3 separate regions of the Homo sapiens genome follow, and all the other regions are linked to region 3. The links are chromatin loops, found by intact Hi-C in ENCODE. Cell type or tissue: chondrocyte. All regions are shown on one strand.

The links. Peaks named below come from ENCODE experiments on the same cell type or tissue, not always from the same donor. Only the 100,000 strongest peaks of a DNase experiment are listed, where the experiment ranks them.
Region 1: a loop joins it to region 3, with 2.4 times the contacts of the local background. A loop is called at or near these places in 4 of 110 quality-filtered maps.
Region 2: a loop joins it to region 3, with 2.2 times the contacts of the local background. A loop is called at or near these places in 5 of 110 quality-filtered maps.

What each region holds. Positions count from the first base shown.
Region 1 is chr16:10,991,110-10,993,609 of GRCh38, reverse strand. All of the region lies in intron 10 of CLEC16A (C-type lectin domain containing 16A), which reads right to left. Among named protein-coding and RNA genes, the nearest start is that of CLEC16A, 48 kb to the right of the region's middle. In chondrocyte, no CTCF peak of the experiment used is centred here; no DNase peak of the experiment used is centred here.
Region 2 is chr16:11,355,671-11,358,170 of GRCh38, reverse strand. The region is part of intron 1 of LOC105371082 (a long non-coding RNA gene); the gene reads right to left. Among named protein-coding and RNA genes, the nearest start is that of RMI2, 11 kb to the right of the region's middle. In chondrocyte, CTCF peaks have their summits at 1,088 and 1,298 (motif pointing right); DNase peaks (open chromatin) are centred at 80 and 1,266.
Region 3 is chr16:11,135,876-11,138,375 of GRCh38, reverse strand. The region is part of intron 22 of CLEC16A (C-type lectin domain containing 16A); the gene reads right to left. Among named protein-coding and RNA genes, the nearest start is that of SOCS1, 120 kb to the left of the region's middle. In chondrocyte, no CTCF peak of the experiment used is centred here; a DNase peak (open chromatin) is centred at 1,525.

The DNA.
Region 1 (2,500 bases), 140 kb after region 3:
ATCTCATGCCAAACTGGAAAACATAATTGCAAGTGGTGATAAAAAGACTTGGAATAGAAACAGTGTGAGATTTGGGGCTAGTCACCTGCAATCCCAAAGGAACAATCACGGAACCTTGGCTTCCTTATGGGGAGCGTGTGACAATAACACCACCTCGCTCTCTTTCATTATGAGCGTGAAATGAGATGTTCAATGAGACAAACAAGTAAGCTTGACTTCTTTTCTTTCTTTTTTAGACAGTCTCACTCTATTGCCCAGGCTGGAGTGCAGTGGTGTGATCATGGCTCACTGCAACCTCCGCCTCCCAGGCTCAAGAGATGGTCCCACCTCAGCCTCCTGAGTAGCTGGAATCACAGGTACGCATCATCACGCCCGGTTAATTTTTGTATTTTTTTGAAGAGACAGGGTCTTACCATGTTGTCTAGGCTGGCCTCAAGTGATCTGCCCACACCGGCCTCCCAAAGTGGTGGGATTACAGGCATGAACCACCAAGCCCAGCCAGGTTCATCTTCTATAAAACGAAAACCGTCCCTCTCTTCCACCAACCCAGGATATTTCTTGAATGCTGGCCTCTCTCCTGATCCCATATACACCCAACTCCTTCCCACAGAGGCCTCTGACTCACCATTTCTCATGTTTTGGCCACGCCCCCCGACCCAACCCCTCAACTCTCAGCAGGCCTAGCTCCCTGACCTCAGTTCTCAATATTAGGCTCCCTCCTTAGAGGGCTTCCCTCATCATACCTCCCAAAGTTGCTTCTATTTCCTTCCCATATCCAAATCTTAAATTTGTGAGGATGAGCTGGCTTACTGTCTATCCCCCACAAATAGATCATCAGGGAAGGGACAGATGTCTTGTTCATTCACAGCACCTGCCTGCAACTTGTAGGGGCTCAACAATTACTCGAGGCAGGGAGTGCACAAGGGTAAGTATGGCAGCCAGCCTCTGCCTCACAGATGGAGCACATTCTGCTCATGTCAGAAAATGACCCACCCAGAACTCAAGTGTCACCCAGCACAATATTATTTGAGTGAATAAAACCATTTAATGTTATCTTTTTCTTTTTTATTTTTTAATGGATGCATTATAATTGTACATGGTTATGGGGTACAATTTGATGTTTTAATATATGTGTACGTCATGTAATGATCACATCAGGGTACTTAGCATATCCATCGCCTCATGTATTTATCATTTCTTTGTGGTGAGAACATTCAAAACTCTGTCTTCCAGCATGATCTCACTTGTGGAATCTAAACAAAGTTGATCTCATAGAAGTAGAGAGGAGAACAGTGGTTACAGGAGACTGGGCAGGGAGGGGATGCAGGGATGCGGATGGGGAAGATGGGGAGAGGGTGGTCAACAGGTACAAAGTTCCAATTAGACAGGAGGAGTGAGATCTGGTGTTCTATTGCACAGAAGGGTGACTGTGGTTAACAGTAAGGTATTGTATTTTTTCTTCTCTTTGCCCATGAAACTAACAAATTTGTCCCCGTGCGTATCTGGAGGCTACCAGGAAGCTGTCCTGGGGCCAGGTTATAAGCAACCCAGCAAGTGGTCAGCAGGCAATCAATTTCAGGCCAGCCAGGATCTGCTACTCAACTGGCCTCAGAACTCTCTAGGGAAACTCCCACTCATTAATCACCTCCAGGGATGAGAGCTGCACTGCCCTCAGGCATGAAACGAATGACTCACACCACCAAGCCACTCTTGTGAACTCTGCTGGAATGCCCAGAAAGGGCAGGGGTCTCTGAGAAGTGAGCAAAATGCTCCCTTCTTGCTCAAGTGCAGCCCTCAGGCTCCCATCAGGCAAAGCATCCCGCAGCAAAACCAGTTTCAAGGACTCTGACACTGGCCAAGACCGGATGTCCACCGCTCATTAGAGATATGTGTTTGATTCCCGTACCGAGACTTGTCACATCAAGACAATCAACGTTGACTGCAGGAACCATGCTAGACATGGGGACACAAAGACGAAGAGGTTCCAGTCTCCTTCCACAGCAACTCCTGAGTCCTCCAATGGCACATAGGTGCCATGTCCCTTGGACACTTGTTCTCTCCAACCTCATCTCCTACTTCCCATCCCCTTGCCACATTGCCCTTTGCTGTTCCTCCAACACACTAGGCACCATCCCACCGCAGGGCCTTTGCACTGGCTGTTCTTTTTTTTTTTTTTTTTTTTTTTTGAGACGGAGTCTTGCTCTGTCGCCCAGGCTGGAGTGTAGTGGCATGATCTCGGCTCACTGCAAGCTCCGCCTCCCAGGTTCACGATGTTCTTTATGACCAAAATGCTCTTCCTCCAGATACCAACATGACTCACTCTCTTGCTTCCTTTGAGTCTGTGCTTCCACCTCACCTTCCCAACAAGGCCAACCCCAGCCACCTTACTGAGAACTGTAACACTCCAGCCTCCGAGCATTGCCCATGTCCATCCTCTGCTTCACTACTGTTTTCCCAGGGCTTCTCACATCTAACGTGCCCTGATGTTACTATTTGCTTT
Region 2 (2,500 bases), 220 kb before region 3:
GTTTTGCCATGTTGGCCAGGCTGGTCACAAATTCCTGGCTTCAGGTGATCCACCCGCCTCGGCCACCCAAAGTGCTGGGACTACGGCTGTGAGCCACCACGCCCAGACTGACTCACTTTCTAAAATGAGCAGTACCCGCTGGAGGAAAGCGTGTAGCTTGGCATCTTCCCAAGCTCACAGGATGTGGAATTCGGTGCTGACAGGCCCTTTGGAGAAACTCCTTTCCCTGTCCTGTGTGAGCAGGAGGAAGGGAGGCTAGGCAGTTTGGTATTTCTGGGTGTACAGCCTCATTGTTTCTTCCTTTTCTTTCTTGCCCATATTACATCTCAGGTCCCTTGGATCAGGGACAGAACTAGATTGTGCTCCTCTAGGTGGCCACCCACTGCACTTTAGGGCCTGGTAACTGGTTTAGTGAGTTCCAGGTTCACAGAGGGAGACGAACTGCTCAGGATGGGTCATACCCAAAGCCTCCGCAGCACCAGATTGAGGTGATTAGGTGACGAGATTGAGAGCAGATTTGGGACTCTTCAGTTGATGTTATAATGGGATGAGACCTTGGGGCAGGGTGAATGTATTTTGTATTTGGTATGAACACACATCTTTGGGGTCTAGTAGGCAGAATGTCCCTCCCCACACAACGATGTCCACGCCCTAATCCCCAGAACCTCTGAATATCATACACCTTACGTAGCAAAAGGGACTTTGCAGATGGGATTAGTCAGGGCATTGGGATGGGGAGATTAGCTTCGATACCCAGGTGAGCCCAATCTAACCGCACAAGTTCTTAAAAGCACAGGACTTCCTCGGGCTTAAAACAGGAACGATAAGGAGGAATGGGAGGTCCAAGAAGATACCATGCACACAGGGGGCAGCCACGTGTCTCCTTCACCTCGTGTATCCAGAGTCTGGAACCCAGCAGGTGCTTGGCGACAGAAAGGCCACTAAAGTGAACTTTGAAGCACCAGATTCCAGTTAACAGTCATGCAGACGAATTATTTAACCTCTCTGACCCCACGTCATCCCTTCTCTATGGATATCAGAAGGGCAGTGAAAATAACCCACCCAAGGTCATCCACTGAATGAACAGTGGGGCTGGCCCCACTGCAAGCCCCTCAGAACCCATCTGGTTGCCAAATCCAGCACTCTCCCCACCCCCACCTGGGCTTGGCCATAATGGGCAGAACTCCTGGGTAGACAGGGGTGAAGTTTCTCATGGCCCCATTTTGTTCCTTTGCTCCATTCTGTGCCCTTGTTTTCTGGTGACGGGTTGTCATCCCATTTTCTGTGCATAGACCAGCAGGGGGGGCCAGCGCCCGTGTAGAGACCATCAGCTCCCAGAGCTGCCCTGGGGAAGAGCTGCCCTAGGGAAGGGCCTGGTCCTGGCCACCCACAACAACAGTGCCCTTAACGACAAGGGGCACCTATTGGTTCACCACCTGGCTCTTCGGCTGCCAGGTAGATGCCCCTGGAAAAAGGACTTCATCTCCGTGGCTGCGGTTTTCACAGCTGTGAAAGGGGATGGGAAACAGACCTCCCAGGCGTACTGGGACAGTAAAATGAAGCGACTCATGAGACGGCTTCCAGCACAGGCCCTGGCACTTAACTCTTAGCTGAATTTGCATTCTTTTATTTTTATTTTATTTTATTTTATTGAGACAGAGTTTTTCTCTGTCACCCAGCCTGGAGTGCAGTGGCGCGATCTCTACTCACTGCAACCTCCATCTCCCAGGTTCAAGCGATTCTCCTGCCTCGGCCTCCCAAGTAGCTGGGACCACAGACACACATCACCACACCCGGCTAATTTTTTGTATTTTTAGTAGAGATGGGGTTTCACCATGTTGGCCAGGCTGGTCTTGAACTCCTGACCCCAGGTGATCTGCCCGCCTCAACCTCCCAAAGTGCTGGGATTTCAGGCATGAACCAACACGCCCAGCTGAACTTGCTTTCTTTATCAAGAGACGTTCAGTCAATCTCAAAGGACTCTCATTTCAGATTCTGCCCAAACCACATGAATCGTTTTTTGGACTCGGCTGTCTCGCTCCTTTTCCTCCACCCTTTTATGTCTTTACCAAATCTTTCCTCTGTGCTTAAAGAGCACTCCCCAACAGTCTAGCCAGCACCCTCAGGCCTGCTATAAACTACACAGGGGGCCCAATTCAAAAGGCGCTACTAAGCAGGGGGCTCCTTTCTTCTGAAAACTGCTGCGGGCCAAGTGTAAATTTAAGACACTGTGCCTTTGCTTGTATATTTCCTCTGTCTTCTAGCCTAAAACCCAGCCAGTCCTAACATTGACCGACTGCCCATGTATGTTACCTAAGACCCCATGCTGGGCAGGGATACTGAGATAAGTAGGACACAATCACGACGTCACTGGAAGCGCCTCCAACAGGGACAGAGATAGCAACAGATGATTTCAGAACAACGTATGTGCCTGTCTACAAAGATCCACTCTCAGGAGTGGATCTTGGGATTCCATTCCCAAGAACTTACCCGGTACCAC
Region 3 (2,500 bases):
CGCTTTGCTATCGGGCCCTGCTGAGCTTCCCAGCTCTCTGTTCATCCCTACCCTGCAGCCACACCTTTGCATGTGCCAAGCCAGAAGCACCACAGAGCCCACTAGCTGGCAAGACTTGCTCACAGTCCCTCCCCCTGACCCCAGGCTTCTCTGTAAGCCCTGTGCAGTGTTTATTTGATTCATCAAGGGCCTTAGTAAACGCTTGCTCAGCCAACCTTCCTTTTCCTGACCCTCGTCAACATGTTTGTCATGTCACTTCCTTGGAATTGTAAAAGTTCCTTTAAAAAATGCCAATTCTTTCCCTACCCCAATTCTTCTCCACCAGGCGGTCCCGTACCCTGGCCCCCAGGAGCTGCCGTGCTTTGAAGAGGCCATCAGCAGCATGAAGGAAACGGCCACGTGGAAAATCAAATGGCTTCTGCCTGTCTCTGAGGCACCATTATTGCTGCATCTCTGCCTTTTGATTCAGTTGGTTTTTCCCATTCTTAGTGGGTCCTCACGAACTAACTCTCCTTCCCACCAACTGTGCACTCGGCAATACTGCTTATTTGCATTTCCCTTTTTTTTGAGAGGGAGTCTCGCTCTGTTACCCAGGCTGGAGTGCAGTGGTGCGACCTTGGTTCACTGCAACCTCCACCTGCCAGGTCCAAGCAATTCTCCTGCCTCAGCCTCCTGAGTAGCTGGGACTACAGGCACACACCACCACGCCCGGCTACTTTTTGTATTTTTAGTAGAGATGGGATTTCACCATGTTGGCATTTCACTTTTTTTTTTTTTTTTTTTTTTTTAGATGGAGTCTCGCTCTGTCACCCAGCTAGTCTGGAACTCCTGACCTCAGGTGATCCACTCGCCTCGGCCTCCCAAAGTGCTGGGATTAAAGGTGTGAGCCACCACGCCCAGCTGGCATTTCATTTTCTTGGATCCCAAAGGCACTCTAATTCTTGGGAAGTGGTTCCCAAACCTTGTTCCAGGGGATTGTCTTTGAGCTAGTCAGAGAGATTTTAAGGCAAAAATCAAATCAAGATGGACTTTTATCAACTTACATACAGAATTAAGGGCTAGGAATTTTTCGTTTCTCGGTTTTCTGCCATAAAGGGGCCTTCACACCTTGGCATCTCCTATCACTTGTCTGTTAATGAGAACTTGCGGTTGATAAAACAAATGATTCAGAAGCAAAGAAAAAAAACACCAACAGAAAAGGCTTAGGATGTTTCCTTGGGTGATTTTATGGACTTTTCCTTTAGATACAGACTTGAGACACAGATGCAAGTCATGCTCTCTGATGACTTCTGTACTCTTGGTTCACACGATGGAGTAGAATACAGCAAGAATATGTGGGGTTCCCAAAGCTCACCTGATTTCCAGGTGTTCTGCCTCTGAATATGCTTCAGAACGGAGGGCATGGCGGTTCACGGAGTGGAAACCAGGGAGCCCTGGCTGGCCACTTGTGAGCTGGTAACACTGGGCACTGAGGAATGACACTAGCTTCCCAGAGCTGTTGTGAGGCTCCGGGGGACTGCCTGGCTCAGATGGGCGCAGTGCCAATGATGGCAGTCAGCACCCCAGGGGACAGGATGTGTGCTGGGCTGGAGGCCCAATTTGTGCTCTTCTCCAGCCCTGGCTCAGCCTCTGAGAGCTGTGGGGCCTCAGGCAGATTACAGGATCTCTTCTGTGTGAGGAGGAAAATTCTGCCTGCTCTATTACACCCCGGTGTTTTACCAACGCCCAGGGAAAGTCTTTGTGAAAGAGCAACTCTGTGCCACTGCAGCATGTCTTTGTAATTGACAGCAGAAGGACTACTGCATTCGTAATTTTGTTCGTGCTAATTGATTAATGTGTAGAAAAGGAACCTATTTTCTGGGGTCCCAAGGCTCAGCCCTTAACTAACAACAACAACAACAACAACAACAACAAAATGGCAAGAGCAGTTAACCTTTGCTGCACGTTTTATATGGGTCAGGCATTGTTCTGGGCACTTAGGTGAATGAACTCATTTTATGTCACAAGAGCCTAATGAGGTGACACTTGTATCCCATTTTTTGTTTTTCGGTTGTGGTACACATAACAGAATCTACCATCTGAGCCATTAGTAAGAGTACAGTTCAGTTCTTAAGTCCACTCACATTGTCGAGCATCATCCCTGTTTCTTATATGAATAAACTGAGATCCAACAAGGTGAACCAAATGGGTCAAGGCCACCTAACAATTTTCCCGTGGAGGTGGAAGGCTGGGACTTGGGCCCATACTCTTTGGCTTGTGCTGGGTGCTTTCATTCTGCTGCTTCTCACCTGGGCAAATACTCTGCTGCTGGGAAAAGAAACCCCATTGTGAATGAACAGGAAAAACAATGAAAAAAAGGATGCTGGGATTGATCATGGACACCCTGGGGTGGGAAGATTTGGTAAGTTCGATCTTTTCTTGGTGTCTTCCAGTCTTTTCTGTTATGCACTAGATGTGCTTGACTAGGAGGCTGGAGGATGAGGCTGGAGAGCTCTATCCT